2 separate regions of the Homo sapiens genome follow, and region 2 is linked to region 1. Evidence: read pairs that join two places in POLR2A ChIA-PET (ENCODE). Cell type or tissue: Panc1. All regions are shown on one strand. Links, peaks and the distances in the headings refer to the core of each region. The heading gives the core; the rest is flanking DNA. Region 1 has its middle 18 kb from the start of SAT1. Region 2 holds the start of ACOT9 (acyl-CoA thioesterase 9).

The links. Peaks named below come from ENCODE experiments on the same cell type or tissue, not always from the same donor. Only the 100,000 strongest peaks of a DNase experiment are listed, where the experiment ranks them.
Region 2: POLR2A ChIA-PET joins it to region 1 with 10 read pairs; 6 of 35 experiments call an interaction of 5 or more read pairs at or near these places.

Annotation. Positions count from the first base shown.
Region 1 is chrX:23,793,238-23,809,950 of GRCh38, forward strand. No RefSeq gene overlaps it. Among named protein-coding and RNA genes, the nearest start is that of SAT1, 18 kb to the left of the region's middle. RefSeq lists enhancers at 13,234-14,232, 13,840-15,039. In Panc1, for the core only: no CTCF peak of the experiment used is centred there; no DNase peak of the experiment used is centred there; H3K27ac peaks cover 2,999 bases.
Region 2 is chrX:23,736,473-23,745,373 of GRCh38, forward strand. It overlaps ACOT9 (acyl-CoA thioesterase 9), which reads right to left and starts at 6,804. Exons shown (of 16, transcript NM_001037171.2): 1 at 6,653-6,804. The coding sequence starts at 6,672. RefSeq lists an enhancer at 6,334-6,383 and a silencer at 6,654-6,973. In Panc1, for the core only: no CTCF peak of the experiment used is centred there; a DNase peak (open chromatin) is centred at 6,969; H3K4me3 peaks cover 2,496 bases; H3K27ac peaks cover 1,132 bases.

The DNA.
Region 1 (16,713 bases), core at 4,957-12,956:
CCAGAAGCCTTTGTTAACTTCTTCCCTTTTAAGTTGTCCCAGGCTCATCTAGTACATTTCCTCCCCCAGACCTGACATCAATGGCTAGGTAATTCTGAGCTTCAGCGGTTCCCAGGGGAAACAACATTTATTGGGAGCAGGTGGTGTTCACAGTTCTCTGTTTTGATAATAACACAGGCACAGCAGGGAGATCCTTTTAAAAGTGGGGCTTGAGAGTGGCGGCATTCACTCCAGGCTTTCCTGAGGAAGTGTTCCACCAGCTGTGGGCCAACACTGTCTTCTTCCACCTCAGTGTTTGTTTATACTGCTTTCTTTTATCCAGTGAATCAATAACAACAGCAACAATAAAAATGGCTTCAAAACAGCTACATCCACAACAACAAATCTGTTTGCAGAGACGTGGTCCAGAGGCAGTTTGGGTCTGGTGAACACTTGACTTGGAGTCAGAGGAAATTGAATTAGATTCTGGCTTTTCTTCATTTATGAGAATAAAAACAAACTTCATCTTTTTTTTAATTTATTTTTTATTTTTTGAGACGGAGTCTCACTCTGTCGCCCAGGCTGGAGTGCAGTGGCGCGATCTCGGCTCACTGCAAGCTCCACCTCCCGGGTTCACGCCATTCTCCTGCCTCAGCCTCCCAAGTAGCTGGGACTACATGCGCCCGCCACCACACCCGGCTAATGTTTTGTAGTTTTAGTAGGGATGGGGTTTCACTGTGTTAGCCAGGATGGTCTCGATCTCCTGACCTCGTGATGTGCCCGCCTCAGCCTCCCAAAGTGCTGGGATTTTTTTTTTTTTTTTTTTTTTTGAGACAGAGTCTCACTCTGTCACCCAGGATGGAGTGCAATGGCGTGATCTCGGCTCACTGTAACCTCTGCCTCCTGGGTTCAAGCGATTCTCCTGTCTCAGCCTCCTGAGTAGCTGGGATTACAGACATGTGCCACCATGCCTAACTACTTTTTTTGTATTTTTAGTAAAGACAGGGTTTCGCCATGTTGGCCAGACTGGTCTCAAACTCCTGACCTCAGGTGATCCACCCACCTCGGCCTCCCAAAGTGCTGGGATTACAGGCGTGAGCCACTGTGCCTGGCAGATATACATTATTAATATATTCTATGTGACATATTTATAGTAACACTACACTGAGCATCTACTATGTGCCAGACATTGTGGTTTTATTTCATGAATGCCCATAACAATATTGTAGGGTATTCCAGTGGTATGCTAGTAAGTCAGCTGGAGGTGGGGTATCCTTGATTTGTAGAACTGGCTGATTTCCATGGTGTGAATACATCCGCTAAGGGTGTACCAAAGGTTTTAGCAACTGGCTGACAAAATTCCTGAATATTTAACAATAGGTTCTCCCAAGCCAGAAGGAGCAGGTTGCAGCACACCACTGGATCAGGCCCATCTTATTTTATTGCATTTTATTTTATTGAGACAGGGTCTTGTTCTCTCACCCAGGCTGCAATGCAGTGGTGTGATCGCAGCTCACTGCAGCCTCAACCTCCCAGGCTCAATTAATCTTCTCACCTTAGTCTCCTGAGTAGCTGAAACCACAAGTGCATGCCACCAAACTCCTGGCTAATTTTTGTATTTTTTTGGCAGAGACGGGTCTTGCCATGTTGCCCAGGCTGGTCTTAAACTCCTGGGCTCAAGTGATCCACTGGCCTCGGCCTCCCAAAGTGCTGGGATTAAGGGCGTGAGCCACCATGCCCAGCACAAATCAATTTATTTTATGTCATACAACCAGGAGGCAACAGGATTGAGATCTGAACTGGGTAGCCGGGTTGCACATATACCTCACGAACTACAACTCATGGTCTAGTCTCACTAACCATTCATGGTAGTGTTTCCTCATTAAACACTGGTGGTGCTTTAGGGCTAAGACTGTTTCTTTGAAACCTGGAAAAGGTCTTGCCTGTGCTTAGATTCGGTGTCGAGGAACAGGGAGAATGCAGTCTTCCTGTCCACTGTTCCCTGTCTCAACACGTCTCTGCCAGCTCTGCAAGAAAATTCGACACTTCCACAAAAGACCAGTGAAGGAAGCCAACATGTTTCACCCCAAAACATACTTCTTTGACGTATTTCAAGATGGCTATTCAGAAGGGCTGGAAATACGAGAATAGCTGCAAAGCTGCCTTTTGTGGAGCTTTGTATGTGTAGAGAAAATCCGCATTGATGCAGCCCTGCTTTCTCGGAGGCCCTCCCTTGTCCGGATCTAGGAAAGATTGACTGAGAGTCTGACGCCTTTGGAGGCCTTTGGAGGCCTGAAAAAGGGCTACCACTTGTGAGGTTTGATCTACATAACAAGACCCACTTTGCTAGCCAGGCCTCCTCTTCTCCCCCTAAACAGGTTAGAAGAGGACTTCTCCTCCAACCTGTTTTGCCAGGATCCAAGCCCCATTCTTTTATTTTTATTTATTAATTTTATTTTGAGACGGAGTCTAGCTCTGTCGCCAGGCTGGAGTGCAGTGGCGTGATCTCGGCTCACTGCAGCCTCCACCTCCCAGGTTCAAGCGATTCTCCTGCCTCAGTCTCCCGAGTAGCTGGGATTACAGGTGCCCGCCACCACACCCAGCTACCAAGCCCCATTCTTTCTGTAACCTCAAGATGGTATATAAACCTCTGTACCCCCTGGAGGATGGGTTGCAGTAATCACTCTGTGATTTCCCTCCGTGAACATTGATAAATTTGTATGCCATTTCTTCTACTAATCTGCCTTTTGTCAGTTGATATTCCAGTGAACCGTCAGAAGGCGAAGGGAAAGATTTCCCTTGGCCTCCACAGCAGATTTGAGGCAAGGCAAGTGTTTGAGACGGAGTTTCGCTCTTGTTGCCCAGGCTGGAGTGCAATGGCGCAATCTCGGCTCATGGCAACCTCCGCCTCCCGGGTTCAAGCCATTCTCCTGCCTCAGCCTCCGGAGTAGCTGGGATTACAGGCATGCACCACCTCGCCCGGCTAATTTTGTATTTTTAGTAGAGATGGGGTTTCTCCATGTTGGTCAGGCTGGTCTCGAACTCCTGGCCTCAAGTGACCCAACCTGCCTTGGCCTCCCAAAATGCTGGGATTACAGGCATGAGCCACCATGCCTGGCCAAATTACGTTTGAGTTCTGTTGCTAGAAACAAAAATGTGCTCTCCTGAATTTTCCACACAGGCCTCCAAGGAGTTAAAAGACAAAAATCATTTTCCAGTTTCTCTGGCTTCAAGCCTGATTCCCAGACGGGATCCAACACTAATCGCCATCCAAATGCCTGTCAGCAAGATAGTCATGATGTACTCTGGCATATAGTACTGAGGCAGTCTTGGGCAATGTTGTTATAGAATTATGTTATAATTATACTCGGCCTTGTTTCCTGCACATCTCACAGATGCTTATCCACCAACGGAGTGTTAGCTGACAATCATTCCAAACAAGCCCAGACAAAAGGAATAATAGCGGTAACCTGAGGAACTTCGGAAGAAATACACAGCTAAGGTCTGAGAATGTTTGGCCAGTTCAATAGCCTCTTACGGGCAAGTCCAATGTCAGGCGGCATTTCTACCTTCTCCTGTTCTGCCTTTGACCTCTTCACGCTCTCTTGTCCTGTCCAGAACACTGTCACTTAAACTCCTCTGTTTTTTTTTTCTTTTTTTTTGAGACAGGGTCTTGTTCTGTCGCCCAGGCTAGAGTGCAGTGGCACAATCACAGGTTACTGCAGCCTTGAGCTCCCAGGCTCAAGTGATCCTCCCACCTCAGCCTCTGGAGTAGCTGGGATTACAGGCACATGCTACCACACCTGACTAATTTTTGTAAAGATGAAGTCTAAGTCTCACCATGTTGGCCAGGATGGTCTCAAACTCCTGGCCTCAAGTGATCCACCTGCCTCAGCCTCCCAAGGTGCTGGGATTACAGGCATGAGCCACTGTGCCTGGCCAAAAACATGTAACACTGGGGGAAATTCTTTCAATCCTCCATTCGCCCTGACCCCCCCACTCCAATACCACCCCACTTTCCAAAAGGGCTCAAAGGCTTAAGGAGCTGAATGTCGGGGTACTGTTTGTTAGAACTGCGAAGGAGGGGCCTGTCTATCCACCGTCCTCTTGGTCCTCCCCTGAGATGGGAGAAAAAGGCTTGTGTTATGCTCAGGGGCACCATGGTCTCCGCCAGACCGGATGGAATTCTGGGGAAACGTTCCCACAGAAATCCAGGGAAGTGGAGAGGAGAAAGCTCCTGAGGGAAGAATCTAGGTGGTGCTGCGTGTGTGTGGTTTACATGCCAGTCTGTATTTTAAGAGGTTTCCAAGCCGATTTTAATTAACCTCCAGTTGAAACTTGCTAAACAAGTTTTGCAGCCCAGGTTATTGTGTTAGTATTTTTCCGGGTATATTGTCCTAGGTTTGAATTTCATGATGTTTATTATTCTTTCTAACTACAACTCAGTGGGGAAAAGCCCAAGGTACCTTTTAAGACCTAAGTATTTCCTGGTAATGACTTGTAGGAAAGAATGACATTTCCATAACATTTGGACCAAGAGAAGAAGTGAGAATTTAAAGTTGACATTTGCAAGTGATAAAAGCCAAAACCAAAAGTATTCTTTTAAAGAATATGCCTTTCTTCTAATGAAATATACACAAGTCTTGATTCAGATGATAACTTTTCTAGAATTACCTTTGAAAACAAACCCTTAGGTTTCTTATGCTCCAACCCCTAGGGGACAGATTCAGAACAGCTTGTTTCTTTCAAGTCTACTCAATCAAGGCCTGCCTTCTAGAGACTTTTCTTTTTTTTTTTTTTTTTTGAGATGGCATTTCGCTCTTGTTGCCCAGGCTGGAGTGCAGTGGCGCAATCTCAGCGCACCGCAACCTCCGCCTCCTGGGTTCAAGCGATTCTCCTGCCTCAGCCTCCCAAGTAGCTGGGATTACAGGCATGCGCCACCACACCTGGCTAATTTTCTATTTTTAGTAAAGACGGGGTTTCTCCATGTTGGCCAGGCTGGTCTCGAACTCCCGACCTGAGGTGATCCACGCCCCCACCCCTCGGCCTCCCAAAGTGCTGGGATTACAGGCATGAGCCACCGCGCCCAGTCTCTAAAGACTATTTTTAATGGGCACCATATGATCTCTCTGGAACTGAGAAGAGCGGACTTTGGGGAAATTAGAAAAGATGTAGAAGGATGCTGCTCCAAGGGCCTTCAGAATAATCACTTGACATCATCTCTGATAAGTTACTCTCTAGGTCATTTATATAAGCCTCTGCCCCAAGCATATAGGAGAGAGACATCTAGTTTAGGGCCATCAAACTGGGAAACATTTGTTGCTTGAGGTATACAAGAGGATTCCAAGGTACTGAGTTTTAAGGAACTTGGGTTCCAAACCTCAACTTCTATATATACTCTTTCCAGAAATGGTCTACCTGAAAATGCTCCTGAGGTTAAGAGGTCACACTTGGGCTGGGCGCAGTGGCTTATACCTGTAATCCCAGCACTTGGGGAGGCCAAGGCGGGAGGATCCCTTGAACCCAGGAGTTTGAGACCAGCCTGGGCAATAGAGTGAGAGCTTGTCTCTAAAAAAGAAAAAAAATTAAAATAATAATAATAGGAGGTCACACTTGGCTCCTCTTGCCTCTCTCCTCTTTCATAAATGCCCTTCCTGGCAAGATGGGGTGGTTCACAGCTGCACTCTTTTTATTTATTTATTTTTGAGACAGAGTCCCGCTCTGTTGCCCAGCCTGGAGTGCAGTGGTGCAATCTCGACTCACTACAACCTTCACTTCCCAGGTTCAAGTGATTCTCCTACCTCAGCCTCCTGAGTAGCTGGGATTACAGGTGCTTGCCACCACCACCTGCTGATTTTTGTATTTTTGGTAGAGATGAGGTTTCACCATGTTGGCCAGGCTGGTCTCGAACTCCTGACCTCAGGTGATCCACCTGCCTTGGCCTCCCAAACTGCTGGGATTATAGGGGTGAGCCACCGTGCCTGGCCTCGGCTGTACTCTTAACACTTTGGGAGGAGGAGGTGGGTGGATTGCTTGAGCCCAGGAGTTTGAGACCAGCCTGGGCAACACAGTGAAACCCCTGTCCCTAAAATAAATAAATGAATGCCCTTCTCCCACCTTACTAAAGAAAGGTGTACCCCTAACCTACCCTGAATCTTAGCAGAGGGTGCTACCCCCAAGGTGTAAAAACCTCTGGGCACCAAACCAAAGAATAATTCAGGAATGTACAGCTCTCAAGGGAAGAGTTCCCAGAGAGTTGAGACCCCTTCTCAGATTACTTAGGTAGGAGCATGTACTGGGGTTTTATTTCAAGTTTCACAAAGAAAGAAGCTCCTCAGCAAGTCAGTTTGAAGACTGCTTTCTTGGTAGAGATAAAAGTGATACAATGAACTATGGGTTACAGAGTCTCAGCAGCCAGGCAGCTGGGGGGAAACCATAACTTTCCAGAAAAAGATTACTCAAACATTACATCAGGATTGCTGATTACGTCCCGGAACAGACTGTAAACTACCTCAGCCCTAAAAGTTCTCTTCCAGATTAAGTTTGGGACAATTTGCTTTCTCAAGACCTGAAAAAAGAGAGCTTTGGTTAAAAAAAAAAAAAAGAAGAAAGAAAAAGAAAAGAAAAAAAAATGGCAGCTGTTTAATCCAGATGACAAATTGCTTTTTTTTTTTTTTTTGAGACAGGGTCTCACTCTGTCACTCAGGCTGGAGTGCAGTGGCGAGATCATGGCTCACTGCAGCCTCAACCTTCCAGGCTCAAGTGATCCTCCACTTTAGTCTCCCGAGTAGCTGGCACTACAGGTGCACGCCGCCATGCCTGGCTAATATTTTTATTCTAATTTTTTTTTTTTTTGTAGAGACGGGGTTTCGCCATCTTGCTCATGGCTGGTCTTGAACCCCTGGCCTCAAGCTATCTGCCCACCTAGGCTCCCAAAGTGCTAAGATTACAGGCATGACCCACCATGTCTGGTCTGCACAATCGTTTACAAGTTAGTCTGATTTGGCTGATTGGTTTGATAGTAAGGAATGGCTTTGTCATTAAGTTATAGAACAGGCACTTTCCATTAACCGAACAAGCTAAATGAGCTGTGCCAAGATTCTGAAGCAATAAAAATAGATTTAAATTACCAGGGCGTGGTGGGGGGGGGGGCACCTGTAATCCCAGCTACTCAGGAAGCTGAGGCAGCAGAATCGCTTGAACCCAGGAGGCAGAGGTTGCAGTGAGCCGAGATCATGCCACTGCACTCCAGCCTGGGCGACAGAGCAAGACTGTCTCAAAAAAAGAAAAAAATAGATGTAAGCCATGTGCATAATGTATAGTACACCAGAAATCACATTCTTTGCACCTTTTTTTTTTTTTTTTGAGACGGAGTTTCACTCTGTCACCCAGGCTGGAGTGCAGTGGTGTGATCTCGGCTCACTGCAACCTCCGCCTCCTGGGTTCAAGCGATTCTCCCGCCTCAGCCTCCCAAATAGCTGGGATTACAGGTGCCTGCCACCACACCCAGCTAATTTTTTGTATTTTTAGTAGAGACGGGGGTTTCACCATGTTGGCCAGGCTGGTCTCGAACTCCAGACCTCAGGTGATCCTCCCGCCTCCGCCTCCCAAAGCGCTGGGATTACAGGTGTGAACCACCGTGCCCGACCCCTCAGCTCTCAGCTCAATGTCGCTTCCTGCAATGTGTCCATTCTACACAGGGAAATGGCGGAAGGCAGCAGGTAAAAAAAATCACAGCCTTTCCTCATACTGCTTGGCCTTTTTTTGTTTTTTAAATTCTGAAGAAAGCCATCTCCAAGCACTTCCACCTACATTTCATTGGCTGCAATGTGTCACCTGGCAACCCTTAGCTGTAAGGGAGTCTGGGAATTCTAGTATTTTGCTTTCCAGTTTCTCTAGTAGAAAAGTGTGTTTCTCTAGTAAAAAGTGTTTCTCATGTGTGTAAAGTGAGCAAAGTGATAAAGCATATATTCTAAAAAGTAATTTGGGGCTGGGTGCAGCGGCTCTTCCCTGTAATCCTAGCACTTTGGGAGGTCAAGGTGAGAGGGCTGCTTGAGGCCAGGAATTTGAGACTAGTCTGGGCAACATAGTAAGACTCTGTCTCTACAAAAAATTAAGAAAATAGCTGGGCATGGTGGCACATGCCTGTAGTCCTAGCTACTTGGGAGGCTGAGGCAGGAAGATTCCTTGCACCCAGGAGTTTGAGGCTACTATTGTTGCCCCACTGCACTCCAACCTGGGTGACAGAGCAAGACCCTGTCTTTAAAAAAACTAAATAAATAAATGAAAATAAAAATAAAAAGTAGGCCAGGTGCAGCAGCGCATGCCTGTAATCCCAGCACTTTGGGTGGCCAAGGTGGGAGGATCGCTTGAGCCCAGGAGTTCGAGACCAGCTTTGGCAACATGGCAAGACCCCGTCTCAATTTAAAATTTTAAAAACCAATAAAACTAAAAAGTAATTTGGAAGACTGTGAGGTAAACCAAATAATCAACTAACAAAGTAGTTACTTAAAAAAACAAAACAAGCTGGGCGTGGTGGCTCATGCCTCTAATCCCAGCACTTTGGGAGGCTGAGGCAGGCGGATCACGAGGTCAAGAGTTCGAGACCAGCCTGGCCAATATGGTGAAGCCTCGTCTCTACTAAAAATACAAAAATTAGCTGGGCATGGTGGCGCACACGTGTAGTCCCAGCTACTCGGGAGGCTGAGGCAGAAGAATCGCTTGAACCCGAGAGGTGGAGGTTGCAGTGAGCCGAGATCGTGCCACTGTGCTCCAGCCTGGGCGACAGAGCGAGACACCATCTCAAAAATAAAAATAAAAATAAATAAAATTAAAAAACAAAACAAGGCTAGGCTCAGTGGCTCACGCCAGTAATCCCAGCACTTTGGGTGGTCAAAGCAGGAGGATTGCTTGAGGCCAGGAGTTCAAGACCAGCCTGCACAACACAGTGGGACCCTGTCTCTACAAAAATAAATAAATAAATAAATATAAATATAAATATAAATAAAAACAAGCCCTCCAAAAACCTTTGACAGTGTGTAAAGCTATGCAATTTTCTAATCGTGTTAAAGTAAAAGCAGTTCACAAACAATTCAGACTATACAGAAATAAAAAGTAGTATATATGGCCTAACATTACTTTGTTCTTAAAATTTTCCAGTGACTTTTCTTCCCACTTCCAACTCCAACTGCCCTATTCCAGAATGTCAAATGATTGTGACTTGCAGGTTTTCTAATCAGCACGTAAGTCGGAAATTCTAAAAATACATTTTAAATTGTGGATCACACCATTACATGACTGTCTATAGAGCCATTTAATTTTGAAGGCAAGTTAATTTTAAAAATAGTTACACACAAATGTTCAGTTGATTACGCTTAAGACAGTTTTATTCTGGTGATTCAGCATGATTTTTTTCAACAAATTAGGTACTTTGTCTGCTTTGTGGAACATTGGCAGTTTCATTTCCTGTTAAGGAAGCTATCATCAGAACTCAGATAAACCTTTGCCTTTACTATTTGAGTACTGAAAATAAACAAAGAATATAAAACTCACATATAGGCTGGGTGCGGTGGCTCACACGTGTAATCCCAGCACTTTGGGAGGCCAAGGCAGGCGGATCACTTGAGGCCAGGAGTTTGAGACCAGTCCGGCCAACATGGTAAAACCCCATCTCTACTAAAAATATAAAAATTAGCCAGGCATGGTGGCACATACTTGTAATCCCACTTACTTGGGAGGCTGAGGCAGGGGAATCACTTGAGCCCAGGAGGCAGAAGTAGCAGTGAGCCAAAATCATGCCACTGCACTCCAGCCTGGGTGACAGAGCGAGAGTCCGTCTCAAAAAATAAAATAAAATAAAAAATAAAACACACGTATATACTTGGGGACAGAAACATCAAATATGTTTTCTGGATGATTTAAAGGTTTAGAAGGGGATTATTTATTCTAACTGAAAAAAAAATCTTTTAATATGAATTATTTATATGGAAGACTTCTTTTTGAAGCTGTTGTGGCTGATGCTGTTGGATTCATGTCTAACTTCTTTCATTTTATAAAACAGAATCATATCATCATCACAATCTGTACACTCCCACCTATACTCTTAGGGGGCAGTCTGGGGTGGTTCCTAGGGTAACAGGCCCAATTATCCCAGTATACATTGCATACAGTACCCTAACAACTTTTAGGAAAGGTTTTCATTATTAGTGCTTTGTTTTAGAAAAAGTCCAAAACAAGCCCTAATGAAGAGTCCAAAGGATAAGGAAGATGAAGAGAAAGAGAAAGCACTGAAAAGTAGAATCACATGATTTGCAAGTAGGACAAGGAAAGCGAGCAGGAAAAAAAACAGAGTTGTCAGAACCTGTGGGGAAAATGTGCTGAACAGCAAGGGCTGAGAAATGAGCAACATATTAAACTTTTTTTTTTTTTTTTTTTTTTTGAGATGGAGTCTCACTGCTGTTGCCCAGGCTGGAGTGCAGTGCCGACATCTCAGCTTACTGCAACCTCCATCTCTTGGGTTCAAGTGAAGCTCCTGCCTCAGCCTTCTGAGTAGCTGAGATTACAGGCACCCGCCACCATGCCCGGCTAATTTTTTGTATTTTTAGTAGAGACGGTTTCACCATGTTGGCCAGGAACTCCTGACGTCAGGTGATCCACCCGCCTCGGCCTCCCAAAGTGCCCCCATTTCCTTTCATTCGTTTGGAGAACTCCTCTACTGCTTGCATGGTTACCTGGTACAATGATCAGTCATGATGCCCTGCCCCTCTCCAAGACCATCCCAAAGAGTTGGCTCAGGGCTGGGCAAACTGGGCCAAGCCAGGATTTCATGGCTAACACTATTTCGCAATAGTTCGCAAGCTGGAGGCTGTAGCCTGGGACTGTTGGCTGTCATCTTCCTTGCCTTGAGGGTGCGCCTGCTACAAAATGCAGCTGAAGGGTGGCAGAATACTCTATGCCAAAATATGCCACCATGACGTAAGGATTACTTCAAGCTAAAGGCACTTGAAAAACAGCAGATACAAGAAGGGCATTCTAATCTCCCCTTTGCTTCCTGCAAACAGGAGAGAGAAACTCCCATGTGAACATGCCCTCCCTGTACCAGGAAAAAAGTAACATTCTTCCCCGGGGAGTCACAGCTCTGAGAATCCTGTACAAACATACTTTGTGAAACTAATTCTTACCTTCCTTTAACAAACTCCCCACATAATTTAGTTACTTTTCCACAACTGCCTCTCTTTGTTCAACCTAATACAAAAGCCTGTTGGTTTTGTCACTTCTTTGGGTCTTCATTTCCTTCCCAGGGCTCCTGAGTCACATAAAACTTACATTAAATTAGTACGCTTTTCTCCTGTTAATATACTTTATGTCAATTTAATTCTCAGGCTCAGCCAGGACACTAAGAGAAGAGAGTTTTGACTCTCCTGCACATTCAAGACCTGTGGGAATCTGAGCCAAGCATTGACATAACAGCGCAGCAGCAGTTTATGATCTCTCTCTTCCTTTCCTTTCCTTTTTCCTTTCCCCTTTCCTTTTCTTTCTTTCTCTCTTTTTCTTTCTTTCTTTCCTTCTTTCTCTTTCTCTCTCTCTCTCCTTCCTTCCTTCCTTCTTTCCTTCCTTCCTCTTTCCTTTCTCCCTCCCTCCCTCCTTTCTTTTTTTTTTTGATACAGAGTTTCGCTCTTGTTGCCCAGGATGGAGTGCAGTTGGCAATCTTGGCTCACTGCAATCTTTGCCTCCTGGGTTCAAGCGATTCTCCTGCCTCAGCCTCCTGAGTAGCTGGGATTACAGGCACCCGCCACCATGCCCAGCCAATTTTCGTATTTTTAGTAGAGACAGGGTCTCACCATGTTGGCCAGGCTGGTCTTGAACTCCTGACCTCGTGTGATTCACCTGCCTTGGCCTCCCAAAGTGCTGGGATTACAGGCGTGAGCTACTGTGCTCGGCCCTTTCTTTCTTTTTTTTTGACAGGGTCTCGCTCTGTTGCCCAGGCTGGAGGGCAGTGGTGTGATATCGGCTTACTGCAACCTCGACCTCTTGGGCTCAAATGATCCTCCCACCTCAGCCTCCCAAGTAGCTGCAACTGCAGGTGCGCACCACTATGCCCGGCTAATTTTTTTTATTTTTTGTAGAGACAGGGTCTCCCTGTGTTGCCCAGGCTGGTCTTGAACTCCTGACTTCAAGTGATCTGCCCACCTAGGTCCCCCAAAGTGCTGGGACTATAGGTGTGAGCCACCAAGCCTGACCGATTTCTTTTTTCGGGAATTCCTATTCCGTTCTCAGTCCTTGAACTCCCAGCGCAAGACTCCACCCCAGGTCACAGGGCTCAGTCCCACTCAGAACTGTACCTCTTACTTATAGACTGACCCGTATTGCTTAATAGATCACATGGCGTAGCTTTCCTCCCTGCCTGAGTCCTAAACGGCTTGCCAGCATGTCATGTTATGCTTTTTTCTGCCTCCTACCTTTCACAGCACCCGCAGGCCTGGCATGTAGTAGAGTACCAGATAAGACTTGGTAAATTTGATCCTTTTTTTTTTGTCTTTTTTCTGAGACAGATTCTTGCTCTGTCGCCCAGGCTGGAGTGCAGTGGTGCAATCTCAGCTCAATGCAACCTCCACCTCCCGGGTTCAAGCAATTCTTCTGCCTCAGCCTCCTGAGTAGCTAGGATTACAGGTGTGCGCCACCACGCCTGGCTAATTTTTGTATTTTTAGTAGAGACGGGGGTTTCACCGTTTTGGCCAGGCTGGTCTTGAACTCCTGACTTCGTGATGCACCTGCCTCGGCCTCCCAAAGTGCTGGGGATTACAGGCTTGAGCCACCGTGCCCAGCCTAAATTTGATTTTTTTTTTTTTGAGACGGAGTCTCCCTCTGTCGCCCAGGCTGGAGTGCAGTGTCACGATCTCGGCTCACTGCAAGCTCCGCCTCCCGGGTTCACGCCATTTTCCTGCCTCAGCCTCCCGAGTAGCTGGGAATACAGGCGCCCGCCACCACACCCTGCTAATTTTTTGTATTTTTAGTAGAGACGGGGTTTCACCGTGTTAGCCAGATGGTCTCGATCTGCCTACCTTGGCTTCCCAAAGTGCTGGGATTACAGGCGTGAGCCACCACGCCTGGCCAATTTGATTCTTTTCTTATGACAGAAACTATAATACAGCGAGAATGTTTTTCTTTTTTTCTTTTTCTTTTTTTTTTTTCTTTTTTTGTTTTTTGAGATGGAGTCTTGCTCTGTCACCAGTCTGGAGTGCAGTGGCACGATCTCGGCTCACTGCAAGTTCCGCCTCCAGGGGTCAAGTGATTCTCCTGCCTCAGCCCCCCGAGTAGCTGGGATTACAAGCACCTGCCACCACGTTTTTAGTAGAGACGGGGTTTCACAATGTTGGCCAGGATGGTCTCCATCTCCTGACCTCGTGATCCACCCACCTCGGGCTCCCAAAGTGCTGGGATTACAGGCATGAGCCACCGCGCCTGGCTGAGAATGTTTTTCTAATACGTGATTAAATAGGCGGCTATCGAGGAACAACATTTATTGCACATAACTTACATTATCTTGTTTAATCTGTACAAGCAATTTATGAGGTAGATGTGTAAGTTTATGACCTTGGAATGTTGAACCGGTTGTAAACAGATGAAAACAAGTACCTCTGACTCCAAATTCTGTGTAAGAAAACGACTGCCCATGGCCAGGCACAGTGGCTCAAGCCTGTAATCCCAGCACTTTGGGAGGCCGAGGTGGGCGGATCACCTGAGCTCAGGAGTTCGAGACCAGCCTGGCCAACATGGCGAAACCCCGTCTCTACTGAAAATACAAACATTAGTCAAGCGTGGTGGCAGATGCCTGTAATCCCAGCTACTTGGGAGGCTGAGGCAGAAGAATTGCTTGAACCCGGGAGGGGGAGCTTGCAATGAGCCGAGATCGCGCCACTGCACTCCAGCCTGGACGGCAGAGCAAGACCGTCTCCTCCCAAAAAAAAGAAAAAGAAAAGAAAACGACTGCCCATAAAGACTCCTCTTCACCCCCTCCCACCAGCTAATAAGCAAACGTGTACCACCATATCATTATATCCAGAATCTAAGGGGTAAAGGGCATTCAAGGACAAGGCCTTACATGCTAAACAAACTGTGACAAATTCTCCACTTGAGTCTTGTCAAATAGATTTCCCTAGCAGCAAGATATGTGACTCAGTGTAGGAAAAACTAACCACTGGTGCAGAACACACATTTGCTTAGAAAGCCTTAGGCCAACCTTAATTACCCTGCCTAAGAAAGAGAGGCCTCCACAGGGGGCGGGGAGGAGGGAAAACAAGCTAGTTGTTGGACTGGAAGCTTCCAGAACCACAGCTGTAGCCCTTAACAGGATAGCTGACCTGCGCCTTTCATTTGCTTTGATTTCATGTATGAGTTTAATTCCAAAGTTGCAAATAACAGGAAATGAACCACAGTGTTAGCCAGTTAACATCAAAGGTAGAAGGAGACCGGCAGGCGGACTGTTAAAAGAATTAAAAGAGTAAACATTCCGGTGAGTCATTAGCTTTCAATACTCACTAGAACCACTAGAAGCAAAACTGCGTGGGAACCTACAAGTGGACACTCCAAGTAAGAGCCTACCTGGAGGCCGGGCACGGTGGCTCACTGCTGTAATCCCAGCACCTTGAGAAGCCGAGGCAGGCGGATCACGAGGTCAGGAGTTCAAGACCAGCCTGGCCAGGTGTGGTGGCTCGTGCCTGTAGTCCCAGCTACTCAGGAGGCTGAGGCAGGAGGATCGCTTGCACCTGGGTGGCAGAGGTTGCAGTGAGCCAAGATCGCACCACTTGCACTCCAGCCTGAGTGACAGAGCGAGACTCCATCTCAAAAAAAAAAAAAAAAAAAAAGCCTACCTGGAGTTCTTTGAAACATGCAAAGTTCTGGCCGGGCGCAGTGGCTTACGCCTGTCATCCTGTCATCCCAGCACTTTGGGAGGTCGAGTCACTGCTTGAGGCCAGGAGTTCGAGACCAGCCTGGCCAAAATGGTGAAACGTTGTCTCTACTAAAAATACAAAAATTAGCTGGGCCTGGTGGTGCATGCTTGCAATCCCAGGTACTGGGAGGCTGAGACAGGAGAATCGCTTGAACCCAGGAGGCAGGGGGTTGCAGTGAGCCGAGATCACACCACTGCACTCCAGCCTGGGTGACAGAGTGAGGCTGTGTCTCAAGAAACAAAACAAAAAAAGAGATTGGACCGTGTGCGTGTGTGTTTGTGTGTGTGTGTGTGTGTGTTTTGAGACAGAGTCTCGCTCTGTCACCAGGCTGGACTGCAGTGGCACGATCTCAGCTCACTGCAACCTCTGCCTCCCAGGTTCAAGCAAATCTCCTGCCTCAGCCTCCTGAGTAGCTGGGACTACAGGCGCCCGCCACCATGCCCAGCTAATTTTTGTATTTTTAGTAGAGACTGGGTTTCACCATGTTGGCCAGGATGGTCTCGATCTCCTGACCTCATGATCTGCCCACCTTGGCCTCCCAAAGTGCTGGGATTACAGGTGTGAGCCACCGCGCCCGGCCATGTGTGTGTATTTTAACAAACAATCAGAGTACTTTGGTGTAAAGGTATAGAACAGCAGAGCTCGATCAAGAAGTTTCCTTCTTTTTTTTTTTTTTTTTTTTTTGAGTTGGAGTCTCGCTCTGTCGCCCAGGCTGGAGTGCAATGGCGCGATCTCGGCTCACTGCAACCTCCACCTCCCGGGTTCAAGCAATTCTCCTGCCTCAGCCTCCCGAGTAGCTGGGATTACAGGCGCCCGCCACCACGCTTAGCTAATTTTTGTATTTTTAGTAGAGACGGGGTTTTGCCATATTGGCCAGGCTGGTCTCTTGGCCAGGCTGGTCTCGAACTCTTGACCTTGTTATCCGCCCGCCTCGGCCTCCCAAAGTGCTGTGATTACAGGCATGAGCCACTGTGCCCAGCTAGAAGTTTCCTTCTTAACAGCACCATCTGTCTGAACAAAAGTATACATAATATTAGCCATAAAAATATGTAATGGTGGGCATGCAGTAGCTTTGTTTTTTGTCTAGTTTTATTTCACCTAATAATTAAAGAGAGCTCCAAAGGAGAAAAAAGTAGATTTCTAACTCCTCTTTATCTCTGAGAATTCATTCTAGTAGAGGAAATGAAGTTTGATGAGACGAGACCAAAAACAGTACAAAGAAGTGAAAAATCATAGATTGAAAATGAAGCTAAATTTTGAAGAGTCTGATCTCAAAATGAAAGGCCCACTACTGGAAGGTTGCTATAATTTCATTTTGTAATTTCAATTTGATATAAATTCTGCTCCACCCATTTTTTTCTCATTGTGTGACAAAATATTGGTGTTTCCTTGACATACACTTCTTTTTCTTTTTTCTTTTTTTTAGACAGAGTCTCACTCTGTTGCCCAGGCTGGAGTGCAGTTGCATGATCTTTGCTCACTGAAACCTCAGCCTCCTGGGTTCAAGCGATTCTCCTGACTCAGCCTCCCAAGTAGCTGGGACTACAGGCACGCACCACCACGCCCGGCTAATTTTTGCATTTTTAGTAGAGACAGGGTTTCACCATGTTGGTCAGGCTGGTCTCAAACTCCTGACCTCAGGTGATCCGCATGCCTCGGCCTCCCAAAGTGCTGGGATTACAGGCATGACCCACGGTGCCTGGCCTGACGTACACTTCTTAATCAACAAACAGATTAAAACTTAGGTATCTGAGTTAAAAACCAAAAGATGAAAACGGTATAG
Region 2 (8,901 bases), core at 902-8,901, 61 kb before region 1:
AAAGTATTTATTTAACTTACGCAGAAATTTTCTAGAGTCCCAACACAATAAAATAAAAGCTATCTACTGGCCACGGTGGCACAGGCCTGTAATCCCAGCACTTTGGGAGGCTGAGGCAGGTAGACAGGTTGAGCCCAGGAGTTCAAGACCAGCCTGGGCAACATGGCAAAACCCCATCTCTACAAAAAATACAAAAATTAGCCGGGCGTGGTGGCATGCACCTGTGGTCCCAGCTACTCAAGAGGCTCAGATGGGAGGATCACTTGAACCCAGGAGGTCGAGGCTGCAGTGAGCCAAGATTGTACCACTGCACTCCAGCCTAGGCAACAGAGTGAGACCCTGCTTCAAAAAAATAAAAAATAAAAGCTGTCTACCTAAATGTGCCTAACCTACTCTCCCAAAATAAGTTGATTTTGGTTCATTATTGCTTAAGCATTGACTCCTAATCACACAATATTATGTCAGGGGTAGCACACAGGCAATATCACAGATTAATAAACTGATCTGTGAGAGCACAGTTGAAGAAGGCAAGGCACTGAATAGGTTAAGAACCCCGCAGGCCAGGCGTGGTGGCTCATGCCTGTAATCCCAGCACTTTGAGAAGCCAAGGCAGGTGGATCACTTGAGGTCAGGAGTTCGAGACCAGCCTGGCCAACATGGTGAAACACTGTCTGTACTAAAAATCCAAAAATTAGCCGGGTGTGGTGGCAGGCACCTGTAATCCCAGCTACTTGTGAGGCTGAGGCAGGAGAATCGCTTGAACCCAGGAGATGGAGGTTGCAGTGAGCCGAGAACACACCACTATACTCCAGCCTGGGCAACAGAGCAAGACTCTGTCTCAAAACAAAAACAAAAATAAAACAAACAAACAAAAAAAACCCAGAACCCCAGATACTGTCACTCATTCCAGTTCAATTTACTAGTAAATTCTCACCACCTAATGTGGGAATAAGCAATGACTAACAACAAAAAAAAGAGATATTTTTAGTTTTCTTTACAGACCAAGCTACTATAGGTTTCTCTTCTGAATGACAGCATTCAGAGAAAGCCTCTCAGTATTTACAGTATTCTGTAAAATCTACATGCAGTTTTGACACTGTGCTGTTAGAACAAATCCTTATCCTTTCACCAAGTCAAATCATCTAATTGCACAGAACACAGAAATATGAGCACATACTCATTGGCTAATTGAACTTCTTAGTCACCAGTCATCTTATTTGGTTGCAATACAATCCCTGCTGGTCCACTAAGACCAAAATTCTTGCTGGAGGGTTTGGGGTTTTGGATCTGTTTATTCTTCAATCACACAGCTAACAAGCCTCTCTCTTAAATATTTTAGCTTCACTTTTTCACGATAAATATTCAATTCCTGTACTTTCGTATACAGATTAATATTTGTCTTTTTTTTTTTTTTTAGACAGAGTCTCGCTCTGTCGCCCAGGCTGGAGTGCAGTGGTGCGATCTCGGCTCACTGCAAGCTCTGCCTCCCGGGTTCACGCCATTCTCCTGCCTCAACCTCCCGAGTAGCTGGGACTACAGGCGCCGCCACCGCGCCCGGCTAATTTTTTGTATTTTTAGTAGAGACGGGGTTTCATCATGTTAGCCAGGATGGTCTCAAACTCCTGACCCTGTGATCTGCCCACCTTGGCCTCCCAAAGTGCTGGGATTACAGGCATGAGCCACCGCACCTGGCCGTCTTTTTGTTTTTGACCATCTAATCTGCATTTTCTCAGAACGTGATTTGAATTTTCCATTTTTTTCATTATTTTGTTTTATGTATCTTCTATAGGTTCATATGCCTTACTGAAGGAAACAGAGTAAGTATTCCTTCATTCTTCCATCTCAGAAACAAGCAGCCAGGCATGGTGGCTCATGCCTGTAATCCTAACACTTTGGGAGGCTGAGGTGGGTAGATCACCTGAGGTCAGGAGTCCGAGACCAGCCTGGCCAACATGGTGAAACCCTATCTCTATTAAAAACATAAAAATTAACCAGGCATGGTGGCGCACACCTGTAGTCCCAGCTACTCTGGAGGCTGAGGCAGAATCACTTGAACCCAGGAGGCAGAGGTTGCAGTGAGCTGAAATGGCCCCATTGCATTCCAGCCTGAGCAACAGAGCAAGACTCCATCTCAAAAAAGAAACTAGCATTCTACAACTGAATATATCTGGTTTTAAAGAACACACTGGAAAAAGCTAATCCTTTCTATTGCTACCATTAGCTGAAAGAGCAAAAAAATCATGACCCCCAACACATTAATAGGAACTATAATAGACACGTTAAATGTATCCAACATAAGAAATGGGATCTGATTCTGAATGGCTAAATACCCTGAATACGCATCACTAACAGGAGCTATATAACCAGTCTCACATACCTGAATAAATACACATATACACAGAAATTGTTTTGTTACACTAAGAAGCAGCATTTTCTGAAGAGGGATGAAAATCATTCCATCCTGTTTGTGTGAGAGGCAATACAGTATAGGGGTTAACCCAAAGGCTGGGCGCAGTGGCTCATGCCTGTAATGCCAACACTTTGGGAGGCCGAGGCAGGCGTATCACTTGAGGTTAGGAGTTTGAGACCAGCCTGGCCAATATGGTGAAACCCCGTCTCTACTAAAAATATGAAAATTAGCTGGGCATGCTGGCGGGCACCTGCAGTCCCAGCTACTCGGGAGTCTGAGGCAGGAGTATTGCTTCAACCCAGGAGGCGGAAGCTGCGGTGAGCCGAGATCGTGCCACTGCACAGCGAGACTCTGTCTCAAAAAAAAAAGAGCCCAATCATGCTGCTTGTTAGCTGAGTTACCTTAGACAAGTTACCTAACCTCCCTGATCCTCAGTTTCCTCATCTGTAAAATGGGGATAATAATACTACCTATCCCATAGGATTGTCAAAAGGATAAAGGAATTAACACATATTAAACCCTGAAGGGCACGTCTAGAAGAGCATGTCTAATATACTGACAAGTCCTCAAAAATCTCTAGCTATCATTATTCCAGAAAGTCATGCTTCTCCAAAGTCTCCCCTAAAGATCAAAAAGAACCAGGCTGGGCACAATGGCTCACGCCTGTAATCCCAGCACTTTGAGAGGCCAACGCGGGAGGATCACTTGAGACCAGTGTGGGCAACATAGGGAGATCCCGTTTCTACAAAAAAATTTTAAAATATTAGTCAGGCGTAGTGGTGCACACTTGTGGTCACAGCTACTCAGGAGGCTGAGGTGGGAGGATCACTTGAGCCCCGGGGAGGTCGAGGCTGCAGTGAGCCATGATCGCACCACTGCACTCCAGCCTGGGTAAAAGAGCAAGACTCTGTCTCCAAAAAAAAAGGAAAGATAGCCTAAGCCAGGCACTATCACGGACCACTGCCAAACATAGAATCAAATGAGGAGAGAAAAGAAGGGAGTTAATGAATACAGAGAAACACTTGGGCCAATTTATTTGGAAAATTGTAGTCCTAGAGCCCCATTGCTTTGCATGCTGCCTTAAAAAATTTGGAAATACATTCCTGTGGCACAACAAAGGCATAATTGGAACACTTTTTAAAAAAATGTTGCTTATACCAATAGCATATTGGTAATAATAAATCTATATCATACTGTCAACATAGCATTCAAGAGTATTCGGGTAATGGTAACTTTTTTTTTTTTTGAGACAGTCTCACTGTCACCCAGGCTGGAGTGCAGTGGCAACATCTTGGCTCACTGCAACCTCCACCTCCCGAGTTCAAGCGATTCTCCAGCCTCAGCCTCCCGAGCAGCTGGGATTACAGCTGTGCACCACCATGCCCAGCTAGTTTTTGTGTTTTTAGTACAGACAGGGCTTCACCATGTTGACCAGGCTGGTTTTGAACTCCTGACCTCAAGTGATCTGCCCGCCTCAGTATCCCAAAGTGCTGGGATTATAGGCGTGAGCCACCGCGCCTGGCATGTAATGGTAACTTTTCACTACATTTGGTATCCTATTTACTGATAATCTGATGGAAACTGTGGACCTCGAGCGGGCGTGGGAAGGGTTGGAATACATTTTTGCTCACACACACAATGGTATATACTATTTCAGGAGGTGCACAGACCCTTTTTGTACCCTCAGATCCCCCTATATTTGAAGATTCTGATTCAAACCAACCTCCTTAAGAAACTGAGGCCCCAGTTTCAGACGACTTTCCCCCAGTGCCAGTCAACAGGCACACCAGCAGAGTCCAGATAGAGCCCAGTTCTTCCGATCTCCCCCAATACATACACACACACACACACACACACACACACACACACACACACACACACCGCACTGAGGTGGAGGAGGTGGGAGAATGGTTTTAATCAATACTCAACACTTCAGTACCTCAGGGTTACTGGCTTATCTCCTGATAAGCCCTCAGGAGTCTTACTTATAGCAAAACCTCTAGGCCTTTACTGTGGAGAGGCCTTTGCAACACTCAAATCCCAGGACCTTGTAACTGAACCTTTCCAATCAAAGGAGATCAAGAAACTCAAGGCGGGGGGAGTGGGGAGGGACAGCATTAGGAGATATACCTAATGCTAAATGACGAGTTAATGGGTGCAGCACACCAGCATGGCACATGTATACATATGTAACTAACCTGCACATTGTGCACATGTACCCTAAACTTAAAGTATAATAATAATAATAATAAAAAGATGATTATTACAAAAAGACAAAAGATAACAAGTGTTGGTGAGGATGTAGAGAAAAGGGAACCCTCGTACACTATTGGTGAAAATGTAAACTGGTACAGCCATTTTGAAAAATAATGAGGCAGTTCCTCCAAAAATTAAAAATATAACTACCATATGATCCAGCAATTTCTCTTCTGGACATATATCCCAAAGAAATAAAAAAAGTATTTCAAAGAGAAAAAAAAAAAAGAAAACTCAAGGCCTCCATGGCCTACCTGGGGAGTCACATAACTCACCCTGGCTCAGCCCTGGGTCCCAAGCTTACAGCAGTTGGCAAGGAAGAGTGTTCAGTGCAATAACAGGCAATACCACTCATATGCCCTCCACTCTGAGGAAATAACCTCTATTTAGAGACTAAACAAAGGTGCCTCTTGCAAGTCTAAAAAAGAAAAGAAGCTACAAAGGTTGCCCACCAGTCAAAGAACCTAATCATCTCAGTCTATATTCATTTGTGAACTCCTCCTCTCACTAGACACTAAGAGATTATCCGCTTAAGGTTCAATAGTTTTTTGTTTGAGACAGAATCTCACTGTGTTGCCCAGGCTGGAGTGCAGGGGCGCGATCTCAGCTCACTGCAACCTCTGCCTTCCGGTTCAGGCGATTCTCCTGCCTCAGCCTCCAAAAGTAGCTGTGACTACAGACATGCACCACCACTCCCGGCTAATTTTTGTATTTTTAATAGAGACGGGGTTTCACCATGTTGGCCAGGCTGGTCTCGAACTCCTGGCCTCAAGTGATCCATCCACCTCAGCATCCCAAAACGCTGGGACTGCAGTCGTGCACCACCACACCCGGCCTCAATAGAATTTTCAAGAAAGGAACACAGGGTTATAAGAGAAAGCACCTGAACAAGACCATGGAGCTTTTGTAGAAGACCTTTCACATTGCAAGCTAAAGTCAACTGTGGCCCCTCTCATAATGACTTTCAGTCTGCCTTCAAATAGTTTAACAAAGGTTTTTTGTTTGTTTTTAAGTACTATAAACAAGACAGAACCCTTACAACTGATAACAAAGTCCCCAGGAACAGTGAGTGAGTGAGAGAGAGAGAGAGAGAGAGAGGGAGAGAGAGAGAGAGAGAGATATCCAGGACCCCCAAGAGAATTGATGGGGTTAATGTGAGTCAAAAGCACTATGAGTCACATCAGGGGGACAGGCCCACTGGCAGCGAGATAACTTCAGAAACTGGAGCAGGTGTGAGCCCCCTGGGATGCAGCCAGGCAGAAAACTTGGAAAGGGTGGCATGCTCGGGTGAAAGGGATTAGGGAGAGCTAGACACGCTCTGGAGTCTAAGGCCCTCAGGCCTTAACTGTGCCAGCTGGGAAGATTACATATACAAAAAGGCATCCTCCCTTACCCACGTGGCCCAATCAAAGCACCCAGCCTCTTATAAGGGCTTTGCGGCTCATTAAAGTTAAGTTCAAATTGGCACCAGGGTCCTAGACGCACAGTCCTAGGGTCCTGGGAGCCAAAAGGTACCCTGTAATCTCTGCCAATGTTACAACAAACTTAAGTAAGAGCCGAAGTAGGTCAAGCATTTAATCCTAAAAATGTTCTCCAAAGGAAGATGAAGGGCTAGAGGTAACATAGAACTCCAAATATTATCTTTCTGACAAGGGGCTACCCCGACGCGGCTACCAACCACACCCCGGATGAGCAAGGCCAAAGGAATTTTAGGGAACACCCAACTTCCTCCCTTAAAAGTGCTGCTTTGCTTTTAATATCAAACTCAGTGCTAGAAGTCGCCAAAGTGGGGGCGAGGTTCTCCCAACCAAAGGCCGGCGGGCTTATGTCCGGTCGGAGGTACAGTGGGCGAGCGCCCCTTATCATAGAGCCCAAATGCCCATGCGTGGCCCACTTCTTCCGCCGGGGCCAGCCCGAAGCTCTAGGGGAAGACGATGGCACCCCAGGCTACCGCCCTGCCAGCCCCTTCCACGCCCCGCCACCTACCGCAGTGCTGCCCGCCTCATTGCGCTAGGCTGCCGTGCGCGCGATGGAGAACCGGGCCCCGCGCGCTAGTCGGCGGAGGGAAACTGAGGCGATAAAAGACGCACGAGTACCAGACCGCGCCCTTGCTGAGGACAGCCCGGGAGCCGGACAGCGGTGTCCGGGGGCGGGACCGCGGCGTCCAGGGGGCGTGGCCGCGCTGTGCCGGGCGGACCCTACCCGTTCATTGGCGGGAGGCTGGAGTCCGCCTCTGCGGAGCTTCCCACTCAATCAGTTGTGCGGGTCGTGTTGCTACAGCGAGGACCGGCCTATTCTCGGTTGAGTAAACGAACCACGCAGCAACGCCAGGGCGTGACGTCGAGAAGAGGCCCGGCTCTGCCTAGTGGAGCTTGTCTCCTTTATCCTTGATCCCCGCGCCTTGGCTCCGTCTGTTCTTCCCCTTGGCTGCACATTGGAATCTCCTGGGCAACTTTCCAAAATACTGATACTTGGCCGGGCGCGGTGGCTCACGCCTGTAATTCCAGCACTTTGGAAGGCCTAGGCGGGCAGATCACCTGAGGTCAGGAGTTCAAGACCAGCCTGGCCAACATGGCGAAACCCTGTCTCTACTAAAAATTCAAAAATTAGCCAGGCGTGGTGGCAGACGCCTGTAATCCCAGCTACTCGGGGGACAGGCACGAGTATCGCTTGAACCTGGGAGGCGGAGGTTGCGGTGAGCCGAGATCGCACCACTACACTTCAGCTTGGGCGACAGAAGGAGACAATGTCTCAAAAAAAAAACAACAAAAAACTGATGCTTGAGACCCACTGGCTGGAGATTCTAGTTTAGTCCTGGGTGCGGTCTGGGCTTCGGGATGATGTCTAAAGATGCCCCCAGGTGATGCTAATGTAACCAAAGGCTAAAAACCACTGACCTAACAGGAAAAAATTGTTCCTCTCCTCTTCTCGGCCTGACCCCCAATGTTTGATATCTTGGGCGAGCTAGAGAGATTCAAGGCCAGAGAGTTTAAGATTATTTCACCCTACGATCTAATTCTCCATTTCTTTCAACGAATTATTATTGAGCTGTTTGCATTGTGCCAGGCACTATTGCAGAGGTTGGGGTTGCAAAAAGAAAAAAGGACAAAAATCCCCGCCCTTAAGGGGCTTGCCTCTTGATAAGGAAGGAAAACAAATCAACAAACAAGTTAGCAAATAACATGATCTCAAATATGGTAAAGCGGTTTAAAGGGGAAATAAGGTAACGAGTGGGGATCTTTTGAGAATATAAGCAAGTCTTGCTTTGCCTCTAAATACGGCAATTTCCTAAAAGGCAAGGGCCATATGCTTTTTCGCAATACCCCATACTTAGTAAAAATGTATTGATTTGAATTAAGCTAGCTTTCTGTTTTGAATCACTTCATGAGTTACACATGGAGCATGGTCTTCGGCTTTCTCTTTCTACTGAATTTTCCCTGCTTTTATCAATCTCACATCTGGAAGACTCCCCTTTTAGCCTACAAGGATCTCTCCTTCATTTTTGTTCACATTGTCTTTTCATTTTTGTCACATTGTTCACATTGTTCACAAGTCACTTTTCAGTGATTGTCTTGTTGGTTTTGGGTCAGCCATATTTCTTTATACTCTACCACACCTAACACAGAGGGCAATAAATATTGTATTGAATTATGCTATTTTTGTTCTTCTTTTTACTTGAACTTTTCTTTGAAGCAATAGGAGGCTCAGGGAGAAAAAATAAGTACAAGAGAGAATTTTTTGTAAATGGTATAATAGGTAGGTACAGTTTATAGTTTTTCCCGCAATCAAGTCGCCTTCCGTCAATTTCCAAATTATAAAGACACATTCTCATCAATATAATAAACACCATCGATTTTGGCTGGAACAGCTGAAACCAGGGACTTAATGCCATGCAGATGCCTTCTCTCTATTGCTTATCTTTGCTTTCCTTTGCATACTGGCTTCATTCTTTTTTCTCTCTATGTAATGACATTCTCCATATGGCAATAGAAGCTCCTGAACTTTACATCTTACAACCACAGCCACACACATACAGACTGACTGAAATTTCTACGGCCCAAATACAAAAAAGTTCTGAGAAGAGATTCATTGGTCCAATTTGGATCAGGTACACACTCCTGGACTAGCCAACTGTGGCATCAGGGTAAGGAACCCTTGCCCTGACTTACCAGGAACCCCCTCACCCAGACTCATGGCCAGGTACTGGGTCACAATCTACTAACATGGTTATTTCT